Regions from separate parts of the Homo sapiens genome. Here region 1 is linked to region 2. Evidence: chromatin loops called from intact Hi-C (ENCODE). Cell type or tissue: natural killer cell. All regions are shown on one strand. Links, peaks and the distances in the headings refer to the core of each region. The heading gives the core; the rest is flanking DNA.

What was found. A loop is a pair of places that touch in the nucleus more often than their neighbours do. Peaks named below come from ENCODE experiments on the same cell type or tissue, not always from the same donor. Only the 100,000 strongest peaks of a DNase experiment are listed, where the experiment ranks them.
Region 1: a loop joins it to region 2, with 5 times the contacts of the local background. A loop is called at or near these places in 1 of 110 quality-filtered maps.

Annotation. Positions count from the first base shown.
Region 1 is chr1:168,405,985-168,413,726 of GRCh38, reverse strand. LOC125312414 (a long non-coding RNA gene) reads left to right here. Exons shown (of 8, transcript NR_176090.1): 6 at 791-934; 7 at 6,409-6,488. It overlaps LOC100505918 (a long non-coding RNA gene), which reads left to right. Exons shown (of 5, transcript NR_176059.1): 3 at 791-934; 4 at 6,409-6,488. Among named protein-coding and RNA genes, the nearest start is that of MIR557, 34 kb to the right of the region's middle. In natural killer cell, for the core only: no CTCF peak of the experiment used is centred there; a DNase peak (open chromatin) is centred at 4,656; H3K27ac peaks cover 236 bases.
Region 2 is chr1:168,517,185-168,524,926 of GRCh38, reverse strand. No RefSeq gene overlaps it. Among named protein-coding and RNA genes, the nearest start is that of XCL2, 23 kb to the left of the region's middle. In natural killer cell, for the core only: no CTCF peak of the experiment used is centred there; DNase peaks (open chromatin) are centred at 3,186 and 4,386; H3K4me3 peaks cover 501 bases; H3K27ac peaks cover 2,500 bases.

The DNA of each region.
Region 1 (7,742 bases), core at 3,199-5,698, 110 kb after region 2:
CACCACACCCAGCTAATTTTTGTTTTGTTTTGTTTTTAGTAGAGACAGGGTTTCACCACATTGGCTAGGCTGGTCTTGAACTCCTGACCTCAAGTGATCCACCCCCATCAGCATCCCAAAGTGCTGGGATTACAGGTGTGAGCCACCATGTCCGGCCTGCCTAAATACTTTCTAAAACCCACTTTTACTTTGAGCCTATACCATCTCAAGATTTATCAAATGCCATATATTTACCACCAGTTTTACAAAATAACACAGCACCATAGCTCCTTTCTGGTAGTGACCTGATATCCTCATCTACCTAGAATATAAGCAAAAAAGCAAAAAGGTCCCAGAACAACCAATAGTGATGGACTGCAGCCAGCCCATGCTCAGATACTCAGATACTAGGGTCACTGCTGAGACTGCATTTGGAACAACAGTGAGGGAAGAGACTGAAGGCCTACAAATGTAGACACGAGGGCTCAGAAGGCAGAGTTGCGTGTCAGGTAAGCAGAGTATTAAATGAAGGACATTGTAATGAAATTAGGTAAAGATCTGTCATTTGTGGAGTCTCAGTTTCCTTTACAGCAAAATAGGGAATAAATACTTCTTTCCTTGCAAATTGTTTTAAAAATGAAAAAGAGATGAAACATGTAAAGCACTTAGCACAATAGTTAACATATACTAATTATTCAATGAAGGATAACTACTATTATAATTAGTGGGAGCAATATTTAATTGTGGCATTAAGAAGACAGAGAAACTGTTAATAATTTTGTTTAATTTCCTATAACTTTATTCCTTCCAGAGGAAACTTTTAGTTACAAGCACATGAATAAATAAAATCAAACTCAACTGGAATGACGTTCCTGAGGATGGAGATACATTTTTTTGTTGACCCATCTAAACTTGAACAGCAAGTGATAATCAGTCTCCAATCAGAAAGTCCCAGGTTAGTAAATATGAATATATTTTCCTGTCTTTTGCTTTTCTTCTTCTACAAACAGAAGGCAGGGGGCATTTGATTTGCACCTTGCCCCAGACCATATAGATCACAGGGAGGTACAGGTACCAGTACTCCACTGACAAGATACCTTTCTAAATGGCATCAAAGAGGCCCAAGGAGAAAAGTGATTGACTTGCTCTTTGGGAGTTTTTTAATATAATCGGGTTCACAGTATAAAAGACAGTGATGTTCCTGAGGCCCTTTCTAGGCCAAATGTATTATTATGTGAAACAGCAACTTCACAAAGCCAGCTTCGGGAAGTCTAAGATGCTTCCTCAGCAAGACAGTGCCTGCAGACTCACTACAGCAAAATTCTGCATTGTACCTTTCAGCACAGACATGGAAAGGTCTTTGGAGAACTGCCTATTTTTCACAGACAGAGACAGTAATGCTACTGCCAATTAAAAGACTACTTAGGTCTGTGGTAGATGATAAAATGCAGGTTAGAATTAAGATATTTCCTGCAAAATGCAGACCAAAATATCCTGAAATATTTTGTTATGGATTAACAATCGAATTACTAATCTCCCCAACCTTCACTTCTAGCCTTTAGCATAATGGTCACAGGACCAAAGTGACAAAGTCTTCAAAACAGCATCTGCCATGTGCTGAGAAGCACATGACATGAATTATCTCACTTAATTTTCACAATAACCTTGCCAGGTAAGAACTATTACAGCCATTTTAAAATTAGGAAATGGAGGCTCAAAAAGTAACTTGTCCAAGGACCGCAACTAGCAAGTGGCAAAACTAGGATTTGAACCCAGGCATGTCAAGCTCACAGTTTCTCACAGTGCTAACCACATCTAGCCACTGCATCACTGTTTCTTTCTTTTTTTTTTTTTTTTTTTTTAAACGGAGTCTCGCTCTGTCACCCAGGCTGGAGTGCAGTGGCGTGATCTCAGCTCACTGCAAGCTCCGCCTCCCGGGTTCACGCCCTTCTCCTGCCTCAGCCTCCCGAGTGGCTGGGACTACAGGTGCCCACCACCACGCCAGGCTAATTTTTTGTATTTCTAGTAGAGACGGGGTTTCACTGTGTTAGCCAGGATGGTCTCGATCTCCTGACCTCGTGATCCGCCCGCCTCGGCCTCCCAAAGTGCTGGGATTACAGGCGTGAGCCACGGCGCCCGGCCGCATCACTGTTTCTTTAGCCAATCCCACCAGCATTCACGGCACACTCGCTGTGTACTAGGCATTGTGTAAGGGGCTCTGGAACATAGGAGAGATATGGATCCCGCCCTCCAGAAATTCACAGTTTAAAGGCAGACATGTAAGTAAACAATGACAATTCAGGACTGTAGAAATGCAATAATTGAAGTAGAAAAATGGCAGAAAGAAGTGTTTGGTAAAACTTGAGGACATTTGATTTCCAGCCCACTGCCTCTCCCGTACACACCTGCCATTTTAAAATAGAGGACTACACGGGAGACCGAGGCTGGAGGAACCCTTGAGCCCAGGAGTTCAAGGCTGCAGTCAGCTATGATCATGCCACTGACTCCAGCCAGGAGACAGAGTGAGACACTGGCTCTGAAATAAATAATTAATTAATTTTAAAATAAAATAACATATAGACATTATAGAATATCAATCCTTTGAAAAAAGTTGCCTGCTCTCTCATTCTGCAGCTGAGGATATTAAAGCCTCAGAGAAGGAAACAAACTGCCTGGATCATGAAGTAACTGATGGACAAAAAAAAATGACTAGAACTTGAGTTTCTTGACTGAGGGTTGCAGGGTCTTGCTGGTACACCAAACGCTACCCTGGGCTGTCACTCACTAGAGATCTGGAAAGACTTTTGCAGGCAGCAGCCCACATATATGGTTTATTCTTTTTCTGTCCTACCTCAATCCTCAAGGGAAAAATACATCAGCTAGCCTTCGGAGGTCATATAAAGGAGTATAACCTGTGAGTGAAGATGAAATATTTGGAATTGCTAGTTAGTGTCTTAGGAGGAGGCTGCGAAGAATGAAGCGCGGTAAAGATGGAGTCTAATGGTGAAGGGCGCTGTTCACAGCCCAAATAAAAGGCTCAACTCCCTCCACCTGGAGCCCTTTTCCCTCCTGCTGCTTTTGCTTCCTTCCTTTGAGGTCACGTCTACTAGAGAGATACTTTTTTTTTCCATGTGAATATAATTGGTTTCACTTCACAGTTAGCACCTACTGAGGTGAAGATTCACACCTATCTGCGGTCTAGTAAGACAGTTCTAGAACTTTATATAGCAGCCATGGGTACGCACCTTGCAAACCTCCAAACCCCCACAAGCACCTCCCACCACCACTCCAACCCTGGAGCATAATGGACAGTAGTGCCAGCTCCTGCTCTGTGAAATGCATTGCTCTCTGAAACCCATTGTGGTGTTTGTATGGAGGCCCTGCTTCCCCAGAAGCTCTGGTCATAGATGAGAGCAGCAAGGATGCTACAGCTGACCCGCTCCTGTGAGACATGGCACTCTGAGGCTCCAGGACTGTCAAAGGCCTTCTTGAACATTCCCTAGGCTACACAGAAGTCTAAAATGCTTCCACCTACCTTCCCCTTCCTCCCTCCTTCCGTTGGGGTCAGATTTGCATTTCAGTCTTATAGCTCTCCCAGTGTTCCCAGCCTCTTCCCCATTTCCTCTCATGGTCCTTTAATAAAATCTCACACACCTAATCCCATCTTGGCACTGGCTTGTTAGAGGGCCCAGACTAACAGCTGAGCACAGGAAGTGCCCTGGACAGCACCAGGTCACCAGGATCCCGCCATTGAAGTACCTGGCACCTCAGCCTCACATTGCATGGCCTGGGTCGGGAGGTGCCTTCACGGCTTCCTCACCTACCCATCAGGGAATTCCTTCAGTCTGCTTTGCAATGCTCCCAGCAACCTGACAGTGGGATTTCCTACCAACAAGACCCAATGATTGGCCCCAGTATGTGACAGATAAGAAAGTGCAAAACATGGAGTCTACAGTTCCTGGCATTAAGGAGTCTAAGAATGAAACTCAACACCACTCTGGCTAAGAGCTTAAAAAAGAAAAATACAATAGGGCCCTAGAAAGCTGGGGTAAAAGCCAGCCAGAGAGAAGCAGCAGCTAAAGCCATACTGTATGGGCTAACAAGTCAACAGCAGCAGTGCAGAGGAAACCCATCCACTTGATTTCCGAGGGGTCTGGAATTTCTGGGGAAAGCAGCAAAGCACAACTCTGAAGACAAGAAAGTGCCCATCCACCCAAGCCTCCTGTTTTGGGACTCCATCACTTTCCAAAATAATTCTAAATTCAGAACCAACCCACATCTGCAGTGAAGAGTATACATTCATTAGAAATTTAGGAATAAGTTTCTGCTGAGGAGGTTAAATTTTTCCATGGCTTCTCTCAGGGTGGACTGATGAAAATTGATTTCTTATTGATAAAGTGTTATGTTTTGTGAGTTTTTTTTTTAATTTGGGCCTCCTTCCCTTTTATGCTGCTGTTTGCTGCCTTTTTGCCCATGTGTACAGAATAGAAACTAGGCTTATTTGTGCTGCTTTTGCCCCAGCCCTTCCTATTTTGAGGACCCTGACTTCTGACTCAACTGCTCTAATCCTCTATTACCCATCATGCCCTCAGGAGCTACCAAGCAACTCGTGCAGTTGAATGCCCCAGAACCATTCTTCACAGGGTATCCGTGGAAATCATCACCCTTTCACCTTCAGATTCTGGCTCAAAGAAATTGTGGGCGATGAGTCACCTAACTCTGTGACTCATATCTGGTCTCAATAAAGGTGTTTTATGAGTTGAAAAAAAGAGGCATCCATATAGATAAGACAAGAAGGCAAACTAATTAATGAAAATAATCCTGCAAAGGTGGTGAGATTAGAGATCTCTGTGTTTGGTTTGAAATTTTATTTAATGCATAAATGACTATAGAATAAAAAATGGATAAATTCCTGTAAAATAAAAATTCATCATTACAACTTTATTCTTCCTCTGAGCCAAGACCAGAGCTAGAATTTTTTTGAGACAAAGTTCAAAATTTTATTTCTGCCTCTAGATTTCTTTTCCAAGGTCAAGTTCCCTCCACTTTGCCACTCCCTTTCTCACGCAATCCCTTTCTTTCCTCATATTTGAGGTCATCCCTCGGGAATGGGAGAGAGCTGGGATGTGGTATTAGGAGTATCCTTGCTATTCGCTCTTCCTGGAATGCTTTTCCTCCCACCACCTTGACATTTTTGCCCAAATGTCAACTTCTCAGTCAGGTGTTCCTTGACCACCCCACTAAAATTTGCAAACCACCCTTCAACCCCTAGTACACTGTATTACCTTCTAAGCTTGATGTTTCTTCATAGCTTTCCCTATGAGAGCCAAGATTGTTGTTTTATCTACTGCTCTTTCCCCAGTACCTAGAACAGTTCCCCAAATATTCTCAGGTTTGTTCAATGTGTTGTTCAACTCTTTTAAATTCTTACTGATTTTTGTCTGATTGCTCTATTCATTACTGACAGAAGTGTAGTAAAATCATCCACTATGGTTGTCAGTTTCTCTACTTATTCCTGAAGTTTTGATAATTTTTACTTTATGTATTTTGGGATTATGTTACTTGGAGTACAGAAATTTAGAAGTGACTTATAACCTGAGGAATTGTCCTTTGTCATTATCTAGAGATTGTTTATTTCTAATAATGCTTTTTTTCTCTTAAAGTCTATTTTATCTGATTTTAAAATAGGTACTTTGACTTTTGGTTTTGGTTTCAGTTTGTATGGTATATCTTTTTCTAACATTTTACTTGCAGTCTTTAAGCTGTTCTCTTGTAAAGAGTATATGCTTTCTTTCTAATACAGTCAGATAACTTTGGTTAGGGTATTTAACTCCACTTACATGTAACATAATTTGACATGTTAGCACTTAAGTCGGTTATTTACTACATGCCTATTCTACATTTTTTCTCTTCTTTCTTGCTGTATTTGATTATATTTTAATCATTTACTTCTTCCCCTCCACTAGTTCATAAATTACACACTTTTTTGAATTGTTTCAATAATTGCCCTTGAAATTATAATGTGTATTTATGACTTAACAAATTCTGATGATAATTGATACCCTCACTCCTCCTAGACAATGTAAAGACCTTAGAACATTTTAACTCCATTCTCTGACCCCTCCTCCACCCATTGTAGGCAACTGTTGTCCTATATTTAATTCTGTAGATTTTTTTTAAATTCCAAAGGACATGATGATGATGCTGATGATTACTTTATACAGCATTATTTAGTTCCATTTATCTGCATATTAACATTCTCATTCATCTTAAATTCTCTCATTTGGCATCATTTTCCTTCTTCTTTATCCTTTAGTATTTCCTTCTCTGTTGATCTGCTGATGACATATTCTCCCAGTTTTGCTTTGTCTGGAAATGTCTTTATTCTCCTTAGACATGGAGCTTTAACTTGGTGTTTTCTGCTTTTAGAATGCTGAGTGCTCTGTATTTGTAATCCCATTGCTCCTATTGAGAAGTTAGCTGTTGGCCAAACTATTCCTACTTTCAAGGTAATCCAAGGTATTTTTTTGGTATTAATATTTCTTCCTATGATATGTTTAAGCATGGATCCTTTTTAAATATATTGTTTGGAACACATTAGACTTCTTAGAATTATGGAGTAATGTCTTTAATCAGTTTTGAAAAATTCTGTCATTATCACTTCAAATATCACCTCTGCCCCATTAGAAAAATTTGACAGATGCACTATTTTCTTCCCCTCTTTCTAAGAGTCAGATGATTGTCCTACATTCTCACTGTACTCTCCCTGTCTCTTACCCTCTTTTCAGTCTTTTTATCCTTTTGGCTCTCCATACTGGATAGATTCTTCTAATAATATTCAATTTACTAATTCTCTTTTCAACTATATCTAATTTTCTGTTAATTCCATCTGAGTTCTTTTCTTATTGAGCTTTTTAGTTCTAGGATTTCTATTTGATACTCTTTTTAACTCTATTCTGTCACTTTTTAGAATTTCTGGGTTTTGCTAAAATTTTCAAGTATTTATTTTCTCGAAGAGAGCAAACAATTGTTTTATAGTCTCTGTCTGATAATTCCAATATCTATTATCACTTATGTACCTAAACTGTCTTTTTTTCTGTTGGTTCTTATTCATCATGTCTTATTTCCTCATGTGCTGCATTATCTTTGATGGTGTACTCCATATTTTATTTGAAACAAAAGTATTTGCTGAAATAATTTGAGACCTAACACATTATTATTTTCTTAGGGCATTTTTGTTGGCTTCTACCAAGCACTAGAGACATTAGCAGTAGAAGACCACTTTAATCTAAGTTGAAGGCCTTTGGATTTGTGGAACATCATATGACACAAAGAAACTGGACTTTTGTGCAAGGAAATAAATTTCTGTTTTATCTACACTCCTAAAGTACAGCCCCTTGGGGCCACAGCATAAAGCAGAGGTGATTCACCAGGGTCCACCAATTACTGCTTTTTCTCTCTTCTTCAGGAGCCACCAGAAAGTACGAATCAGTCTCTCTGGTCTCCTTTGAACTGAAAAGTACCCCCAGGACAAAAGCGGCCTGGTGCTACTCATTTCTCTGGGTCATAGCCTGGTATGTCTCACTATCTTGCTAGCTCTTTGATGATTTTAAGGAGAGGTTTTCTTCCCAGCTTTTTGTTGCCTTTGGCAGCGGTGGCTGGCCCAGATTGCCTCTCTATTATTACCAGAACTGGAAGTCCTTTAGATTGCCCAGATCCATGGACTTTGTTTATATGAGAGAGCAAGATAAGTATCTAACTTA
Region 2 (7,742 bases), core at 3,006-5,505:
GTTTAATTTTTTTTCTCCAGGAGTAATATTTATTAGTTCTTTCACTGAAGTAACTAGGAAATTAAGTTTTTGTATCTCTGAAAATGTCACTATTTGCCTCACATTTGTATGCTTATGTAACCGTGTGACTCCAGGTTGACATAAACATTTTATTCTCATTTTGAAGACATCTTTTTATAATATTGATATAGTTTGGATGTTTGTACCTGCCCAAATCTCAGTTGAATTGTAATCCCCAATGCCAAAGGTGGGCCTGGTTGGAGATGTGTGGATCATGTGGGCAGATCCCTCATGGCTTGGTGCTGTCTTCATGATAGTGAATTCTGGTGAGATCTCATTGTTTAAATGTGTGTGGCACCTCTCCCCACAAACACTCTCTCACAAACTCTCTCTCTCTCTCTCTCTCTCTCTCTCCATTCTTGCCACATTATGTGCCTGCTCCCCCTTTGCCTTCTGCCATGATTGGAAGCTTCCTGAGGCCCCCCTTAGAAGCAGATGCCACTGTGCTTCCTGAACAGCCTGCCAATTAGATCTCTTTTCTTATAAATTTCCCAGCCTCAGGTATTTCTTTATAGTGCTTCAAGAATTACCTAATACAGATATCAACTAGTGTTTATTGTTTTTATAAAAAATCGTTGCTTGTGAAATTTTTTGTTATTTTCTAAGAAATGTATCTTTTCTTTCTAGTAGCTTTTAAGAATTTTCCCTCTGTCTTTGATGTTTTCCACTTCTACTACAATATGTCTGGGTGTAGAAATTTTTAAATTCATTCTGCTTGGAACTGAATGCATTTCTTCAATCTGAAAACTCATCTCTCATCAGTTTTGTTAAATTCTCAGCCATCATCACTGATATTTCTTCTCCTTTATTGCATCTAGTCTCTCTGTCTGGAGCTCCTATTAGAAATATGTTGGACCTTCTCATTCTATCTTCCATCTTTCTTAACCTCTCTTCTACATTTTCCACATTTTCCTTACCTGTTCTGTATTCTAACTAATTTCTTCAGAGCTAAATTCCTATTTGCCTATTTTCTTTTCAAATATGTCTAGTTAATGTTTAATCTGTCTGTTGAGGTTTCTTTAAATTATCATTCTCAATATGTTTGTTTAGCTCTTTCTAATTTTTTTCTTTATATCCTTTACTTCATTTTTTTTAAATTTTTTTTCTTTTTTTTAGACAGGGTCTTGCTCTGCCATTCAGGCTGGAACACATTGGTGCAATCTTGGCTCACTGTAACCTCCACCTCCCAGGCTCAAGTGATTCTCCTGCTTCAGCCTTCTGAGTAGCTGGGACTACAGGGCACACCACCATGCCCAGCTAATTTTTTGTATTTTTAGTAGAGACAAGGTTTCACCATGTTGGCCAGGCTGGTCTCAAACTCCTGACCTCAGGTGATCTGCCCGCCTCGACCTCCCAAAGTGCTGGGATTACAGGCATGAGTCACCACGCCCAGCCCATTTACTTTAATATTTTAACTGTTGTTATTTTAAAAATAACTCCCTGCAGACTTCTCTATTTTCTATGTTCTGTATTTCCTCGCATTTTGTTTTCTCATTTACTGGGTTTGTCATCTCTTCCTCTCTCTCTCTCTCTCTCTCTCTCTCTCTCTGTTTCTCTCTCCCTGTTGGTCATGGGGTTCTATCTATATTGTGTACTTTATGTAAGTAAGTGAACTTTCTGACTTATGCTTTCTTCTGAAGGAGCGCCCTCTCTTGCTGTCTGTGGTAAAGAGGTCCTCATGGAACAGTGTCACATTGGCCTTTGCTGGTATCCCACTAGTTTCACTATTTTTTGATTTGTGGAGATTTTTTGTTGTTGTTACTGTTGGTTTCTTTGCTTACAGTTTCAACACCATACAGGTAGTATAAATTAGGTTTGTATACCTTCTCCCAACAGAGGTTTAACGTTTTGATTTTTCTTAGGTCACCCTTTTTCAATACACTTCCCAAAATATGTGACCCACTGGCACGCTTGTTCCAGACTGTCAAACAGATATTTTCCAGTCTATTTTGTGGATGGGGCATTTGCTCTGTCTGGCTTTGTGCAAAGAGGTCATTTTCAACTTCTCACTTTATAGGAGGCTGAGACCTCCTGCTGTCTCTCCACCCATGAAAATCACAGCCCTCACCCCACTTGTAAGGTCTACACCTGCTTCTCTGGGTGCTGTGCCCTATTCAGCTCCAGCTCCTGCACACTGTTCAGTCTTTAAGTTCACTCTCTATTCTAGCACCTCCAGATTTCCTTTCCCTAGTTTTGAATCCAGAAATTAATTACTTCACATTGTATCGTATTATCTTATATTTTACTCAGCACTTCAATGTACTTGAAATGGAGGGGATCTGTATACATCAGTTTCATTTGCTGTATTGACTGGAAGTGATCTACACATTTGTTCTTAAATTTAATGTATACATAAATCCTTAACTTTATTATTTTATTTTTGTTATTTAAAAATAGTCTTATAAAATGGATAGAATTAATGTTAGTCCATGTCTACAAAATAACTATGTGAATATTGCTTATGATGTGGGTCCTCTCTCTGATTACCAGATTAGAGTCACCTGCTGTTTCAAGTTATTAATAGATGAGTTTTATTTTTTTCATACTTTGTTTCTTATGAAATCTCTTCAGAATCTAAGAATTTAAAGATCCAGATTCAGAGTATTTGTTAATTCCAAACGTTTTCTCAAGGTTAGAGTTAGCTTATGGCACATATAAAATGTGATTCAATTTATATAATATTCAAAATTAAATTTGCACATAGACTTCTCTCATAAGTAGAGAGTACCTTGATTTGATGAAGGCCACTGGTTCTGGTTTCAAGAGACAAGACCTTGGCTTGTGTATAGATTCACTGCTACACACATACTTACAAGGTTTTCTGTGGTCAAGGAACTCCTTGAGTCCTGGAGTCTGAAAGGATTAAACACCCAGTATTTGTCTAGCACATATAAGCACTGACAATGCAAGTTGTCCAGAGTTTCAGTACAACAGTCAGCAAGCAAAAAGAGTTGGCAGAAAAGGGAGATGGGCCTAATCAAGCTGCTGTGAAGTAGCTAAGTTGTATTGCACCAGATAAGAGGCTTTGCAGTTCTTTATGATAACCACATCACCTTCCTCCTGCAACCTCATGGTCATAACCTGTCTCTCTGACCTCCAGGTTTAGGTTAAAGCCTCAAATTCCACAGCCTTTGTAAAGTCAAACTCTGGTTTCTGCAACTCTCTAGTTTCTGCAAATTCCTCCCTAGTTTCTGCAAATTCTAGTTTTTGCAAGCTCTCTAGTTTCTGCAAATTCTTAGAGACTCCTCCTTTCTTGTCATATTTCCTGCCTCCATCTCCAACCTCTAAATATACTGTTTCTGTTTCAACTCCATATCTGTGCTGACAAGACACACTCAGCTCCTCAGATTTCTGCAAATATATATATATCTCATTCCCATCAAGAACTTGGAAGATAGTAACTTTTCTGATTTTCAGGGAAGTAGGGGATGAAAGGATGGTATCACGTCATATAGCCCACAGTCTTCCATCAAGTCACTCTTGGTCCCTTTTTTCTCTCTTAGCACCCCTCCTTTTCAAAGCAAAATGCATTGTACTCTTTATCTCACCCTTACAATTAGAAGAGCAAGTGTTATTGCTTGCACATGCCCTGGAATCTCACAATTCAACTCAAGCAATTTATCAAAGTATTTCTTCCAAACAAATAAATATAGCATCTTCTCCAAAAGGAATCAGTCTGAATATTTTTCTTCACCTCATTGTACCCATATTTGGGATTGATACTGGGACAGAGTCTAAGTGCACATTGGAAGAGTTCTCAGTGGAGAGTGATGAACTCAATCACGTGCACTCAGCCTCATGTAAATTTGCTTTACTTCCATCTACTTCCCCTTTTCAGGTATTAGCATGAAAGAGAGGACCAAAAAAAGGGAAATTTTTCCATGTCATTTCGTATGGTAAGTTAGGAAGTAGAATATTTTGTGACAGAACATGTTTCTTTTAGGCAAATATGCTGGACTTGAGCAACGTGGTTTTCAGCCCTCCTGAACATGAAGCGAGGAGGCATCCTGCATCATTCATCCAGCCCCCTTAAATTAAAGCCCTCCCCATAGAAAGTCTTAAAAAGTCACAGAAGAGAATGAGGGGGAGGCAGGAAAGAATGCAGTGACATTTGCAAGGGGCGCAAGGGCTGGGACAATTATAGATTAAAATAGAAGAGCTGAGTTGGGTGAGAGGAAAACCCACCACAGTGATAGTAGAGCATTATTGTTCTTTTCCCCCATGATGACATATACTAACATATATAAGTACCCGTTCGCTTGGTCACACCCACAACTGACTGCAGAGAAAGCCACAGAGTCTTTAACTGTCACTCCCCCCTGCCTACTAAAGGATGGATCTCGGCAGTGAGAAAAGAGTAGGAGGAGCTGTGACCTGGGCCCCCTGCTCCCAGGCAAGCTTGTGAGGCATGTGAAGGGGAGGAACTGCACGAGAGGGTAGGTGCAGGAGGGCAGGGGGCACCTGCAGGGTCTCACACAGGTGAGGTTTATTTCTGTCTCTAAAGGCTCGGCTCATCCTGTACCCTTTCCAAGGATATTCATGTCTCCCAGCCCCAAGGCCTGGTGTGTAATCACCAAACCTATTTTGTCCAAGAAGCAGAGAATAAAAATGAGCAGCCACAGGAAGTTGCACCTTTAAAGTGTATTCCTGCATCTACACTTTCAGTCTGAAAGTTTTGAATTCATTTCACAGATCAGCTGAGATATTACATGTATTGAGACAATGAGCTGATGAGAAAAATAAACCTGAAGAGTAAAGAGAATGATTTAAAAGAAAGGAAAATTCCCTAATCCTAGAAATTACTGAAGACTGTTTTCTTTTTCTCTAGTACCCTTTCCATTCATTATGTCTTCTGTGATTTTCAAAACAACTCTGTAAGATAAAGAGTCCTTGAAAAAAGGGAGAGGTGGCACATTCACTTTTGGCTGTATGGCCAGTGACAGATTAAAATACTTTTCTACTTAAAAATAAAGTGTCAGGAGTATACAATTCTACCGAGTTAGATGGAGAGAGGAGAAGGACAGGTCATACCCTAGAAGATAGGTAGAGATTAACACTTGGTTTAAAGGCAGGTAATTAAGACAGTGTGCTATCAGGAAGGAATAGGCAAACTGACCCATGGAGCAGAGAAAGAGTGTGGACACAGACCCACTTAATCTATAACTGGCCAGGCATTGTAGATCAGTGGAGAAAGAACAGACAATTAAATAAGTGCTTCTGGATCTAGTGTTCAACCACACAGAGGGAAATGAAATAAGGTCCCTATCTCACAACAATGAAGAAATGTGGGGGAAAAAAATAAAAGACTTGTAGAAGAAAATATGGAAGATCTTTATGACTAACAAACACACAAAAACTAAAACCCTAAAGAAAAAGATTGATAAATTTAATGACATTTAAATTAACAACTTCTGCTCATTTAAAGATGTATAAACAGGGCAAAATACAAGACACCATTAGGAAGAAATATTTGCTACACATATGAGAAAAAAAAATTTATATCCAGAAAAAAATACTTCCTACAATTAGTTTTTTTAAAAAAAAGACCAAAAAAATCTTGAAAATGGGCAAAATCTATGAACAGGTGTTTCATAGAAGAGGAAACACAAAGAACCCATAAATTAAATGAAAACGTGCTTAACTTTAACCTCATTAGTAATTAGGAGAAGAATAAAACTAAATGAAATGCCAAGTCTCTCCTTCCAGATTACTAAAAATAAGAAAGTAAAACAATAACAAGTGTTGACAAATATGTAGAGGAAAGGAGAATTCTCATTCCCTGCTTCTAGGTTTATAAATTTGTATAAATACTTTGGAAAGCAGTTTGGCACACCCTCGGGAAAGCTAAACATGCACATATCCAGTGACTCAGAATTTTTCTCCCAGGTTTATACCTAGAGAAGCTCTTGAACATGTGTTCTAGGAGATATATTAAGAATGCTCATAATGAACATAAACTCTTTATATAATATTCATAATAAAAAGGAAAAATAATACATTTTTCACTTCCATCAAAGGGAGATCAATTTTTTGGAACTAAATTACTGTTATTTGCAAATGTTTTTCTCAATACCAATAAAACTAATACCAATGCTTTTCATAGCTGTATGTGATCTGTATCCAAATAGGCCTATTAAAGGCTAAACTCTTTTCACATTAATCATCATAATGACCCTAGAGGACTGAGAACTGTTGGATTATAAATGGAAAAAATGCGGCCCAAACAGTAAAATTTGTTCATAAGTTTAAGAAGAGTTAGAAGTAGCTCTGAGAAAAAAAAAAAAAAAAACCAACACACCAGACTTCTTTGGAATGAAAGTAGAGCTCCCCACTGATGTCAGTGGTAATTTTCTCATCAGTGAAGCCTCAACACCACTTGCATTTGACCACAAATAAGAATCATTTCCTTCTGATTTTTAAAAACTCCTTCCTCAAGCCAGGAACGCATACGTAGATGGCTCAACATGAGTGTGTGTATGCTGTTTTACTCCTACATTGGATGGATACACAAGTTGCTTTCTGAGCCCAATGTGTCCTCAAGAACAGGTAAATCTCCTTCCACCAAGATGAAAACTTTTCCAGTAGGAAGGCGTTAGCAGCACCAAGTGAGAAAAAGACAGAATCAGACATATCCAGGTTGATTCTTCACCTCTCTGAGTCTTACATATTTCCACAAATGAAGTGGAGCTAACAGAGGAAGGGGAAAGAAGTACCTAGAATATGCCATGCACAGTGCCAGGCACATGATAGGGACTCAGCAAGACCTAGCTCTCTCCCATCAGGCTCTTACCTGTGACTGGACCATTCCACTCACTGAAAGAGAGTCTGGCCCATCCAACATCCGACTCTGCCCACAATTCTAAACCCAGATGGGAGCCCAGCCAAAGAGGATGTACCAAAAACTCATGAAGCTTAAGCTTCAGGCTTTTTCTTGCAGTGGCCCATTTAATGGGCCAAGAGTTTTTGCTGAGAGTTGTAGAATATTCTATATGGAGATGGGAAGGCACATTACAAGTAGAAAGCATTTCTAGAGAAGACCCCTGGTAAATTGCCTGGAAAACTGCCTCAGAGGGGAGACGCCCCCATAATCTATTGTGATTTATTTTCTCATTCTACATAGATACCTACCTTCACATATTTTTTAAAAGAATATTTATAGCAGCCTTTGTAATAGCAATGACTGAATATAACCCATATGTCCATCAGAAGTAGAATAGATTAATAAATTGTGGTATGTCCACACAATGGAATATTGTGCAAAAAGAATAAACTCCAGATGCATGGATTGATTTGAAAAAAATCTCAATTAATATTATAAGAAACGTACATTAGCAAAATATATCCAGTATAATTCCACTTATGTAAAGCTCAAAATATGCAAAATATCAACAACATATTGTGTAGAAATATGTATGTAATTGCACTATAAATCGAAGCAAAAGAGTGATTAACACAAAATTCAGAAAGGTGGTTATCTCAGGGGTGAGGGATAGTAAGACTGGGGAGACACTCACGAGAACATTTTACTTATTGTAGTCTCTTTGTTAACCTACATGGTGGCTACATACACAGTTGTTCATTTTGTTATTCTTTAAATTGTACTCTTATTGTTAAGATTTTTTTCTAATGATCGGTGACAAAGATGAGACTCCACAATTTACAAGCTAGTTCCCAAGCTGGCT